Regions from separate parts of the Homo sapiens genome. Here region 2 is linked to region 1. Evidence: chromatin contacts called from ENCODE Hi-C or POLR2A ChIA-PET data. All regions are on one chromosome and are shown on one strand. The core of a region is the stretch at or near the end of the contact, and the rest is flanking DNA. Distances in the headings are between cores, read along the strand shown. Region 1 holds the start of PPP2R1A (protein phosphatase 2 scaffold subunit Aalpha). Region 2 holds the start of U2AF2 (U2 small nuclear RNA auxiliary factor 2).

Region 1 (5,889 bases), core at 1,324-3,823:
TATATCATAGAGTTATTGTCAGGGTTAAATGAATTAATTTACTGAATACACTTTACTGTAGCTATTATCACTGGCATTGATCTGTATAGGTATTGATTTGTATAGGTATTGATCTGTATAGGTATTGATCTGTATAGGTATTGATCTGTATAGGTATTGATTTGTATAGGTATTTGTTAAATACTTATTAAAGTTTGCAGTTTTGTTTTGCATTTTGGAATCCATAATTTGTTTTTATTTTGTTTCTGAGATTTATAATGCCTCATTTAAGCCTCTGAAAATTCCTAGGCCCTAAGCACTTCAAAGGCCACCAGCCCAACATCCCAAGCAGCCTGACACCAAGACAGGCACGCATAGCTAAAAAGATCCCTAGCCTCAGAGACCTTGGGGCTGAGAGGAGTCCTGGGAATAGGGAGGGCTGGGACTGAAATATTCAACCCCATCCCCACTTTTATGAGCAGCAGTTTCCTAACTGCAGTGGGTAAGGGTATTTGAAATAGATGCTGGGCCGGGCACGGTGGCTCACACCTGTAATCCCAGCGCTCTGGGAAGTCCAAGTGGGCGGATCACCTGAGGTCAGGAGTTCGAGACCAAAGACAGCCAACACGGTGAAACCCCGTCTCTACTAAAAATACAAAATTAGCCGGGCGTGGTGGCTCATGCCTGTAAATTCCAGCTACTCCGGAGGCTGAGGCAGAAGAATCGCTTGAACCCGAGAGGTGGAGGTTGCAGTGAGCAGAGATTGAGCCACTGCACTTCAGCCGGGGCAACAAGAGCGAAACTCCGCCTCAAAAAAAAGGCCGGGTGCGGTGGCTCACACCTGTAATCCCAGCACTTTGGGAAGCCAAGGCAGGCAGATCACCCTGAGGTCAGGAGTTTGAGACCAGCCTGGCCCAAAGTGGTGAAACCCCGTCTCTACTAAAAATACAAAAATTAACCGGGCGTTGTGGTAGGCGCCTGTAATCCCAGGTACTCTGGAGGCTGAGACAGGATAATTGTTTGAACCCAGGAGACAGAGGCTGTAGTATGCCGAGATCGGGCCCCTGCATTCTAGCCTGGGCAACAGAGCGAGACTCCGTCTCAAAAAAAAAAAAAGAAAAAGAAAAAGAAGAAAAAAGAAATAGATGCTGTGGGTATTCAGATCTGTCAGAGTGCTAGCTCAGCCTAGCCCTTCAAGTAGCAGAATAAAGGAGGAAAGAGCATCCCAGGCCTTCCCATCCCCATTCAACTCCCTCAGTTAGAGTGGTCCTAAGATTGCGGTGGGGGGGTAGGGCTGTGTTGAAGAGGTTAAAAACAGAGATTAGTCAGATCCAATCCTGCTCCCACTCTATGGAGGAAACAAATTCGAATACATAGTCACAGCCCAGGCTCTGGGATTGAGAGACAGAGAGAGAGATTGGATTGGAGAGAGAGAGAGAGAGAGATGGGATTGGAGAGACAGAGAGATAGATGGGACTGGAGAGACAGAGAGAGGGGTTCTGTGGCTCTGGAAGCCTAGAGAACAGAGCCTGAAGACAGAGAGGAAAGGGAGTAAAGGGGAGGCATTTATGCAGAGATCTCAGAAGTGAATATGAAAGGCACCCCTAGCAGAACGCACAGCTTGGGCAAGGAGGCTTGCTGGCATGAAAACGCAAGAAGTGCTCAGGCAGCTGTAATTCTCCAGGACATCAGATAAAAGGTAAAAAACAGATGGGAGACGCGCCTAGACAGGGTATTGAATACCAGCCCGAGGGGCTTGGGTTTCATCCAAACAGCAAGGCAACTGAGCTCAACACAGTGAGACTCGGTCTCCACAAACATTTTTTTAAAAATTGGCCGGGCCTAGCGGCGCGCGCCGATAGTCCCAGCTATTTCTGCAGGCTGAGGCGAGAGGATCATTTGAGCTCGGGGAGGTCCAGGCGGCAGTGAGCCAAGATCCTGCCACTGCACTACAGTCTGGGCAACAGAGCGAGACCCTGTCTTTAAAAAAGTAAAAAAAAAAAAAAAAAAAAAAGAAAGAAAAAGAAAAAAGAGAGAAGGGCAAGTCGCTCCCTTCTCTGGGCCTTGGCATAAATCAAGCACAAATCAAAGTCTCACTCCCTCCTCCTGCCGCGCAACGGCGCGGAGAGCCAGCCAGCCAGCCAGCGGAACCACGGCCTGGTAACCCAAAACCTGCACACCCTCCAGCTCCCCACAGGACGTCACGTATTACCACCGACGCACGCGCAGAAGCCTTCCCGGGGACTCAAGAAAGGGCAGGCTTAGCCTCCTCCCCATGTCGCCCCTCATTGGCTAGAAACTACTGCTCGTCTCGGTCGTTGTTAGCAGCGACCAGGGCGGGTACAATCTTGGTCGCTAGGACACGGCTAACTTCCGCTTTCTTCCCCCTCTCCTAGGCTCAAACTAGTCAAATCTTGTTCACTCGACCAATGGCAAATCGGAAGTGGGCGGGACTTCACAAGTCCGGACCAAAGAAACGCGAGCTTAGCCCTGGGTAGCGCGGCCAATGGCCGTGGAGCAGCCCCTGTAAACTGGCTCGGGCGCCCCCACGCCCGCCCTTCCTTCTTCTCCCAGCATTGCCCCCCCCACGTTTCAGCACAGCGCTGGCCGCAGTCTGACAGGAAAGGGACGGAGCCAAGATGGCGGCGGCCGACGGCGACGACTCGCTGTACCCCATCGCGGTGCTCATAGACGAACTCCGCAATGAGGACGTTCAGGTCCGGAGGCTACGGGGGACTTGGGGAAGACGCGGAGGGGTACCTGGGGGCACGGGCGGCCCTCGCGGAGAAGACTCAGCGTTCGCTGGGAGTGGCGGAAGGGGGCGACGGCCAATCAGCGTGCGTCTCTTATCTCCCCGGTTGCCCGGACTCCTTGAGACGGCGCTCCCGATTGGGTGTCGGCCCAGTGGAGGGCGGGGGCCAGCGCTAGCCTCGAGGGTCCCGGGCCTGCCCTGTGCGCGCGGCGGTCCGCGGTCCTGGGAGGTTGTGGCCAGGGCTGGGGTCTGCGGACTGGGTCTGGGAGAGAGGAGGACTCCGTGATTGGCGGCGGCCTCTGAATGGCCTCTTGGGGATGTGGGGCGCGCATGACTTGCTCCAAGTAGGGGAGGGCCGCCGGGTGGGTCGGGACCTGGGAAGGTTTTTTTGTTTTCTGGGTTTCGACTGCTGGGCCAAGTGGGGACCGAGAGGCGAAGGCCTGCCATCCTAATTCCTGCTCTTCCTCCGCCTCTCATTTTGGTTTAGGTGTCCTAAGAGGACGGGGACGCAAAAACACCCCCCCACCAAAGGTGGGGACTAGCCAAGTTTAGGAGCGAATTAGGTTGTAGAAACCCGCCTCCCCATCTCCCCGGATCCTCCCATTGACCAGGATAGGGGTTGAGGGATTTGCTAAGCAGATGAACATTTATTTATTTCTTTTTTTTGAGACAGTCTCTGTGTCGCCCAGGCTGGGGCTGGGGAGCAGTGGCGCGATCTCGGCTCAGTGCAACCTCTGCATACCGGGTTCAAACCATCCTCGCCCCTCAGCTCCCTAATTAGCTGCGATTACCGGCGCGAGCCACCACGCCCGACTAATTTTTGTATTTTTAGCAGAGACGGGGTTTCACCATGTTGGCCAGGCTTGGTCGGGAACTCTTGACCTCAAGCGATCCACCCGCCTCGGCCTCCCAAAGTGTTGGAATTACAGGCGTGAGCCACCGCGCCCAGCCCGGATGAACATTCCTGGTTATGGGATGAGGTGACCCAAGGCTCTGAGCCGGGCTGGTGTGGGATTGAGAACAGTTAGAACTGCAAGTCCACCTCCCACCTGCTGTGTGACCTTGTGCAAATTACTTCACCGCTTTGGGTCTCTGTGTTCCATAAAATATGGGCTAATTGTAGTCCTGGTCTTGCTGGAGGGACTTGTGAGGGACTGAACGAATTATGACACAAATAAAAAGTAGAATGGTGTCAGGCCTGTTGTAAGGGCTCGATAAATATTAGCTGTAATTATTGGGAGTGGTGATTAAAGAGGTCCCATCCTCCCTTTAGGTCTGTTTTCCCATTTATAAAATTGGACAAGGTGCACTGGGTAACCTGCCAAACGTGGGTCTCGCCTCCTAGGTTCCTGGTATATCACTGTTTCTGGTGGCATACAGGTTGTGGTTGTATTCCCGGCCCTTCCACTTGTTACTGATTGACAAGGGCAAGTTAGTTAATCTCTCTAGGCCTGTTTCCTCTTCTCTTTAATGGGGTTAATTACCTAGTTCATAGGGCGGTTGTATGAATTCTTTTGTTCAGTAAATATATGCCATGTATGAGATATGATGCTGGGGATATAGTGGAGACACCAGTTGCTATACAGGATCCAGATGTGAAACAGGTCAGCAGAGCTGAATAGATGAGTGTTTGAAAAGTGATGGGAAGGAAACAAATAGGATGTAGTGGTAGCGAATCCATATTGAATTGGGCCTCTATTCTGTGCAGGGCGCTGTTCTAAGCACTGGTATATAGCAGGAACAAGACAGAAAAAACTCTAGGCCTTGGGGAGTTTATTTTGTAGTGAGGAGAGACAGACAATAAACAGAGTATACTGGGGATAAGCATTAGGGAGACAAATAAAAATAAGAGAGATGGGGTATATATAGGGCATGCAGTTTTAAAGTGTGGTCAGGGGAGGCCTTGTTGAGATCCTGTTTGAGAACACGCCTGAAAGCAGAGGGCACAGCAAGTACAAAGTGGGGTGGGGCAGATCCATTTTAAGAAGGCCAATCAGGCAAGGCCCCTCTGAGGATGCAGAGTTTGAGAAGAGATTGAAAGAAGGTGGGGGAGAGCCTCCCAGGAAGAGGGAACAGATATGTAATGGCCTTTTTTTTTTTTTCTTCTTTTTTTGAGACGGAGTCTTGTTGCTCTGTTTCCCAGGCTGGAGTGCACTGACGCGATCTTTGCTCACTGCAACCTCCACCTCCCGGGTTCAAGCAATTCTCCTGCCTCAGCCTCTTGAGTAGCTGGGACTACAGACGCAGGCCACCACGCCTGGCTGATTTTTGTGTGTGTGTTTTTAGAAGAGACTGGGTTTCCCGGTGTTGGCCAGGCTGGTCTCAGACTCCTGATCTCAGGTGATCCTCCTGCCTCGGCCTCCGAAAGTGCTGGAATTACAGGCGTGAGCCACTATGCCCGGCCAGTTTTTTGTTTTTTTTAACTCCAGGATCACTTCCTTCAGCTATCTATCCTCCCATCTTTTCATTCATCCATCCATCCACTAACCAGCAGACATTTGTAGGGAGATGTCTTTGTGCCAGGATCAGAGCTAGGCAGCTTACCGGTTTATTCTAAAGAATATTGCAAAGGATACAGATGAAGACACATGCAGGGTGAGGTGTGGGGGAAGTTGTGTGGAGCTTCCATGCCCTCCCTAGGCATTCCACCCCCCAGGAACCGCGAGGTGTTCATCTGTCTGGAAGCTCCTATGGCTGCTTTTGTGCTACAGCCCAGAGTTGCATGGTTGTAACAGAGATGGCCGCAAAGCTTCAAATATTTGCTGTCTAACCCTTTGCAGGGAAAAAATTGCTGACCTCTGACTTAAACCATCTGCGTAACAAATTATTGGGTGCTTGCTCTATGTTAGGTACAGTACAGAGGAATATCACTGACGATCTTACTGAATTCTCACAATCACTCTTTGAAGTAGGTCCTGTCCTTGTCCACATTTTCCAGATGAGGAAACTGAAGCACCATAAATAACATGGCCAAAGCTGTGCAGCTGAGAAATGAAGGAGCCAGGAAAGGAAGTAGGACCTAAGGGTGGAATAGAATCTGGGGTGGGACACACGGTTGCTGATTATATTCATATGCCAGACATTTTAATTGTGTCTGAGACAGTTCAGGATACTAGAAGGAACATGGGACATGAAATCCTGTAGTCTTGATTTATTTG
Region 2 (5,874 bases), core at 1,769-4,268, 3.5 Mb after region 1:
GCACCTCCTTAACTTTCATCAGTAAGGAGGAGGTGCGCAGTAGGACCTACCTCACGGGGAGGGTGAGACTTGAATAAGTGAATTCACCTGAGGCAGGGAGACGAGGGTGATGGCTCGGGGTGTCGGGGGGTGCTGGGACCGCGTGGGTTGAACCCGGCCTCTTGGCTCATTTTGTCTCCTCACTCTCCTTCCTGGGCCTGCCTCTTCCCATTTCCCACTGGTCCAAGATCTGGCTGCGATTCTTCCCCTCCTCTCTGCCCCTTCCTTGCCTGTTGTTCTCCGTCTCCACCTGCACCGGCCCGTGCCTCTGCTCGCCGAGATCCTTTCTTCCCATGGCCGTTTCCCTTCCCGTGTCCGCCCCCTCAGTCTTGTGCCCTGCCCCTCACTTTCGTGTCCCCGCCTCCACCCCTCAGTGAAGGACGCCGACGGGGTCCTCTGCCGGTACAAGAAGATCCTGGGCACCTTCCAGAAGCTCAAGAGCATGTCGCGGGCCTTCGAGCACCACCGCGTGGACAGGAACACCGTGGCGCTGACCACGCCCATCGCCGAGCTGCTCATTGTGGCCCCCGAGAAGCTGGCCGAGGTGGGCGAGTTCGACCCCTCCAAGGAGCGCCTGCTCGAGTACTCCCGCCGCTGCTTTCTGGCCCTGGACGACGAGACGCTCAAGAAGGTGCAGGCGCTCAAGAAGAGCAAGCTGCTGCTGCCCATCACCTACCGCTTCAAGCGGTGATCGCACCACGCCTCCGCGCCTCCACCCGGGCCTTCCTCCCCCGTGGACCCCGGTGGATGACCTGCCCCTCTCCCCGCCGCGCCCCTGCCCCTCCTCCTCGCTCCCTGGGTTGGGGGCTCCCTTAGCCGGGCCCCCAAGCGCGACGGCCCCGGACCGGCCGCGGCCCCTTCCCGAACGCCGGCACCCCCTTCCGCTTGGGCTGCCCAGCCCTGTCCTCGCCGGGCCCCTTCCTCCTGGAAAACCAGGCAGGCGGGTGCCCCCCCCTCGAGTGGGGGACTGTACAGACCCCGTCTCCGCCCTGGCCCCGCGGAGGAGCTGCCCACCTGATTCCCGGACAGACCTCCCCAACTCCGCGTGAGACAGAGAATTATTCAGATAATTTAAATTAAAAAACGACGTGAAAATTTGGAATAAACTTGGCCTCAGCCTCTTCCTAGGAGGGGGACGTGCCTGGGAGGGGGCGGCCGTCGCCCCGAAGACGGTGACGGGGTTGCGGGGGCTTCCAAGGGGGTGGGTGGTCAGGCGGGAGGACGGGTAGGATACGGTGTAATTAGCCCCCCGGAGGCAGAGATGGAGAGTGAAGCAGCTGCGCCCCAGAAAACTCGGAGGCAGAGCTCGGGAAAAGAAGCGCGGACACAGCCGGGCGCGGTGGCTCACGCCTGTAATCCCAGCACTTTGGGAGGCCGAGGCAGGCGGATCACGAGTTCAGGAGATCGAGACCATCCTGGCTAACACGGTGAAACCCCGTCTCTACTAAAAATACAAAAAATTAGCCAGGTGTGGTGGCGGGCGCCTGTAGTCCCAGCTACTTGGAAGGCTGAGGCAGGAGAATCGCTTGAACCCGGCAGGCGAAGGTTCCAGTGAGCCGAGATCGCGCCACTGCACTCCAGCCTGGGCGACAGAGACTCCGTCTCAAAAAAAAAAAAAAAAAAGTAAAAAGAAGCGTGGACACTACCCGCTGGGCTACCCAGACCGGAGCGCGGCGCGAGAGGCGTGAGTCGATGACCTCTAGCGAGGGAGGCCACCTAGCGGCCAGGCCAAGTCTGGAGGATACTTCCGTTGGGCCGCCAGGGGGCAGTAACGCCAGATCATCTGTCTCCCGGAAGTAATGCCAGATGATCCGTCTGCCGCGCCTGCGCGGCGGGAAGAGCCGGAGCGCGTTGATGTGGTTGCCGAGACAACCAAGAGGGTGGCCGGATTTAACGGCTGGGGATTAAGCACTTTCACCGTTGTAAGGGAAATCTCGCGCACGCGCAATGGGGACTGAAACCTGGTCCCCGCAACCCCCTTCACGGGAGCAGTGGGAGAGCGCGCCACAGAACGACTTTTACGCAGGCGCAGAAGCCTGTTTCCCCTCACCCGCGGCTTCCACCCTGCGCAGGCGCAAAAAGCCGCGCTGGCAACCTCCGCAGCGGTCGCGCGCACCCTTCATCCCTCTTGCTGCTTTTGTCTGGCACAACCTTCTCAGGCCCTCCGCGAGGCCGGCCCTTTTTTTCTTTCACTTTCCCCACCCGGAGAGCCAGGTGCCGAGAACTAGGACCTCGTCCCCTTCTCTATCCCTTCCCCTGATCCATCTCGTCTCTGTTCTCCTTCCCTTTTCCGTTCCCGAAGCCGGAAGGAGCCGAGGTACCCACGGAAAAAGTCGAAGCTGTCCCCGGAGAGTGAGGCCTTCACGAAGCGGTGGCGGAAGGAGCCGAAGTTCTCTGATCGGAGGCGTGAGCAAGTGGCATCTCCGGAAAGAGCCGAAACACGGACTCGAGCTTAATCCCAGGAGGGGCCCGAGGGCGAGATCCGGAAATCTCCGGAAAGAGCCGAAGGCCGGGACGGTTAGGATTGTCGGAAGTGGCCGATTGCTTGGACAGGGCCGGCGGAGAAGATCGGAGCAAGTCCGTGGAAGAAGCCAAAGACTGGGACGGATTGAATTGTTGGAAGAACCCGAACTCGCAGAGGGGACTGGGCGCAGTGGCACACGAGGACACACGGAAACCTCCGAACGTTGAGGAGATAATCTCGGAAAAGTTACGGAAACCTGGGAAGTCGGCGAAACCCTACGTTCGGGTGTTTTCGGAAGCAGCCGAAGCGGCCGCCTGCTTCGCCTTCGTCCAGTATCCGGAGATAGCCGAGGCGCTTCGGAGCCAGGCTCGGGGGGAGGGGCAAGCTCGCGGGCGGGCGGGCGGGTGAGGGGGCGGAGCCCGGGCGGGGCGGGGAGGGCTGCCGGAGGCTTGATTAGGTAGGAGGTGGCGAAGCGCCGGCGGCGGCCGGAAGTAGCCGAAGCCAGCGGCGGAAGTAGCCGAAGCGGCTGGAGCGGGCGGCAAGGCGAGGCGAAAGCTGCACAGGGCCCTACGCGGCCGCCTCAGCATGTCGGACTTCGACGAGTTCGAGCGGCAGCTCAACGAGAATAAACAAGGTGAGGGCACCGGGGTCGCGGGGCGGAGGTGTGGGCGGCTCCTCGCGTCGCTCTTTGCCCCCCCGCCATTTTCTCCCTCGCTTCCCCCCACTTCACGGCCGCGCGGCGCCCCCCAACCCTGGTTCCGTGGCGCGCGCCTCGTTCACGTGACGTCCCCAGCGTTCCGCCGCGCGCTAGGCGAGGGGAAGGGGGCGGCGGGGCGCGGGCCCGTGACGCATGCGCACGGCGGCTGTCCCTGCGCCCCACGTGGTCCTGGCGGAGGTGGCGCGGGGGACGCGGCACGAGCGCGCCAGATGCCTCGACGTGAACTTTTGTTTTTTAAAATCTTTTTGGTTTCTCTGAAAAGGAGATTATGTTAGTCCCCGTAATCTCTTTTCTCCCGCTGCCTTGGCACTTCCGCTTCCGGTCGGGCCCACGGCAGCGTCTCCACGCCCCCTTTGTTTCCAAAATGGCGGTTGTGAGAACTTGGTGGGGGGGCCCCTTTCCTTCCTTCACGTGGATGAGGGCAGAGCCGTTTCGGCGGATGCTTGGAGGCCACGGGCCCCTCGCGTACCCCTTTTCCTTTTTGCTGATTTGCTCTGATCTCTCCCGCCAGGTGGTTTCTGCCCCGTCTGTTGGTAGTGGGGCGCCTCATATTAACGTGTTTGGCACATGTTGCCTAAAAGCATCTGCATTCTTTGAGTGTCCGCACGCACACATCCTGCATATGCGGGGCTTTTGGCGGTCCCGAGAATCGCGATATGGAGTGTTTGAGACAAACCTCAAATCATTTACAATCCCAATCTCAGGGCACCTGATAATACTCAGTCTCAGATCTCAATATAGAGATAAGAAAACAGGTTCTGAGGGAGGAAGAGGGATCTGGCCCACTGCGCTAAACTCTTCACTTACGGGGAAGGTGGGAGGCAGGTTCCCTTCAGGGTATCGAAAATTGTGATGGGTTAGAACAAAAAGCCTGGGGCCCTGATCTTAGGGATTCCAATAATATTAGAAGTGGGAGAGTTGTTAAGACGCTTTAAAAATCCTCCGTGTTTCAGTTTGTGAAGAAATACAGGACCAGGGAAGATTGGAGACTTGTTTCTTTTCAGGCTTCAGCTGCCCATGTTCCTAGCTCGTTCGGAGGACGAAATGAGGGCTGAGGAATTTTCCTTTGAACCCGGGCTAGAGTTGGGTAGGGGCTGTATTAGGAAACAGTGTCCTGGGGAAGCAATAACGTTTACTGAGGGTCTGACTCTGTCTTAGTTGATGGACTGCTCAAGAGCATAGGCTTTGGAGTTGAGCACATCAGGAAGTTTAGATACCTGCTTTGTCGTTTAGTAACTGCTTTTAATACGTTTATATATTTTTTTCCATTTGTAGACTGATTATTATTTTCTTGTTACCGGATTTTGAGAAGATTAAAAAGGATGATAGTAACGATAGATGTAGTTAAACTCTGAGCGCTTACCGTGTGCCAGGCTCTTCGCTAAACTCTTAGCATGTTTTACTAAGTGGATCCTTTTAACAGCCTTGTGAGGCCAAAATGATTTCCACCTCTACTGGGGAGGAAACTGAGGGCTCAGAAAAGTTAAAAACTTTCTCAGGGCTCAGCTAGTCAGAGGCAGAGCTGAGATTAAATGGGGTAACATGTAAAGTGTGTGGCATGTGGCTTTGCGTACACTGGGTGTGCAGTAAGCGATATTTGCAATTGTAAAATTCCATGCTTAGAGAGGAGGGTCTTCCGCTCACAGAGATTGTGTCAGAGTTGGGAAAGGGCAGGAAAAGGTGCTTTCCAAATGTCATTCTGCCACACAACACCTGGATGGAGTAGATACGACCCTCGTTTAAAGAGAAAACCAAGTCTTAAAGGCTAAGTTGCTTTTGCATGGTTTTTGTTGTTCATAAGCAGAAAAGCAGGTACTGATTCTGAGCTCTGGCTGCAAGGCCAAGTTCCACTCTGCTGGACCAAGTGGAGCTGATTGGGCGGTTCTTTGAGGCTCTCAGATGGTGCTTCACCGGTTCTCCCGGGGTTTCCCTTTTGGTGCTGGTAGGGCAGTCCCTGAGACCTGGCACGGCTCCTGGGTTGGCGGAGCTGCTCCCATAAGATGACCACAATACAGTGTTTTGAGCAAACGAAGCTCTCATTGTTTTTACCTGTCCAGCATCAGTGTGTGGGAGAGGGTTCTTGCCATAGGGGAAGCTCTGCCCGCGTGTCACTGCCTGTAGTCTTTGTCTCTGCGGAGGACGGGCCAGCTTCTGTACGTGTCGCCTTCTGCTTCAGTCCTTTCCTCTGCTACCTGTATCTACAGGGAATTTCCTTGTCTATATCCCAGGCACCCAGCGGGCATCATTGCTTTCTCTGCGTGGGTTCCTGTCTGCCTGCTTGCCTGTTTCAGAGCCTTAGCAGCAGAAAGGGCTCTTGGGGCTCACAGCCTGTCCATCTTATAAGCGAGGAGCTGTGCCCAGTGCCGTGCCTGTGTGCCCGCTGCTCTACACTGCTGGCCTGTCCTGCCGATTGTTCCTCCCAATTTCAGTTTTTGATTTTGGGGTTTTTGGCCTTCAAGGGGACAATTATATTGTCATTAATGGTTCTAGCCAGACCTGAGTGTTCTGCCTGATCCACATTCGAGAGTATGGCCTCGTGCTTAACTCACTGATGTCAGAGTGTTTAAATTCTGGTGTCACCATTTCCTAGCTGTTTGACCTTGGTAATTGTGATCTCTCTATACCTTAGTTTCCTTACCCATTATGTCAGCCC

What was found. A loop is a pair of places that touch in the nucleus more often than their neighbours do. ChIA-PET counts read pairs that join two places held with the same protein, here RNA polymerase II (POLR2A). Pooled maps may share reads with other maps.
Region 2: a map of CD4-positive, alpha-beta memory T cell shows a loop between it and region 1 (15-fold over the local background). The contact joins the promoter of U2AF2 here to the promoter of PPP2R1A in region 1. A Hi-C loop is called at or near these places in 1 of 168 maps with a recorded cell type or tissue (CD4-positive, alpha-beta memory T cell) and 7 of 50 pooled maps. POLR2A ChIA-PET finds 5 or more read pairs at or near these places in 1 of 52 experiments (B cell).

What each region holds. Positions count from the first base shown.
Region 1 is chr19:52,187,479-52,193,367 of GRCh38, forward strand. It overlaps PPP2R1A (protein phosphatase 2 scaffold subunit Aalpha), which reads left to right and starts at 2,574. Exons shown (of 15, transcript NM_014225.6): 1 at 2,574-2,696. The coding sequence starts at 2,619. RefSeq lists enhancers at 1,164-2,131, 1,780-1,909, 1,940-1,989, 2,000-2,219, 2,132-3,099 and 3 more.
Region 2 is chr19:55,652,017-55,657,890 of GRCh38, forward strand. It overlaps U2AF2 (U2 small nuclear RNA auxiliary factor 2), which reads left to right and starts at 3,019. Exons shown (of 12, transcript NM_007279.3): 1 at 3,019-3,137. The coding sequence starts at 3,089. It overlaps CCDC106 (coiled-coil domain containing 106), which reads left to right. Exons shown (of 5, transcript NM_001370470.1): 5 at 414-1,145. The coding sequence ends at 730. RefSeq lists enhancers at 2,145-2,814, 3,765-3,844 and silencers at 2,865-2,914, 3,005-3,054, 3,265-3,404.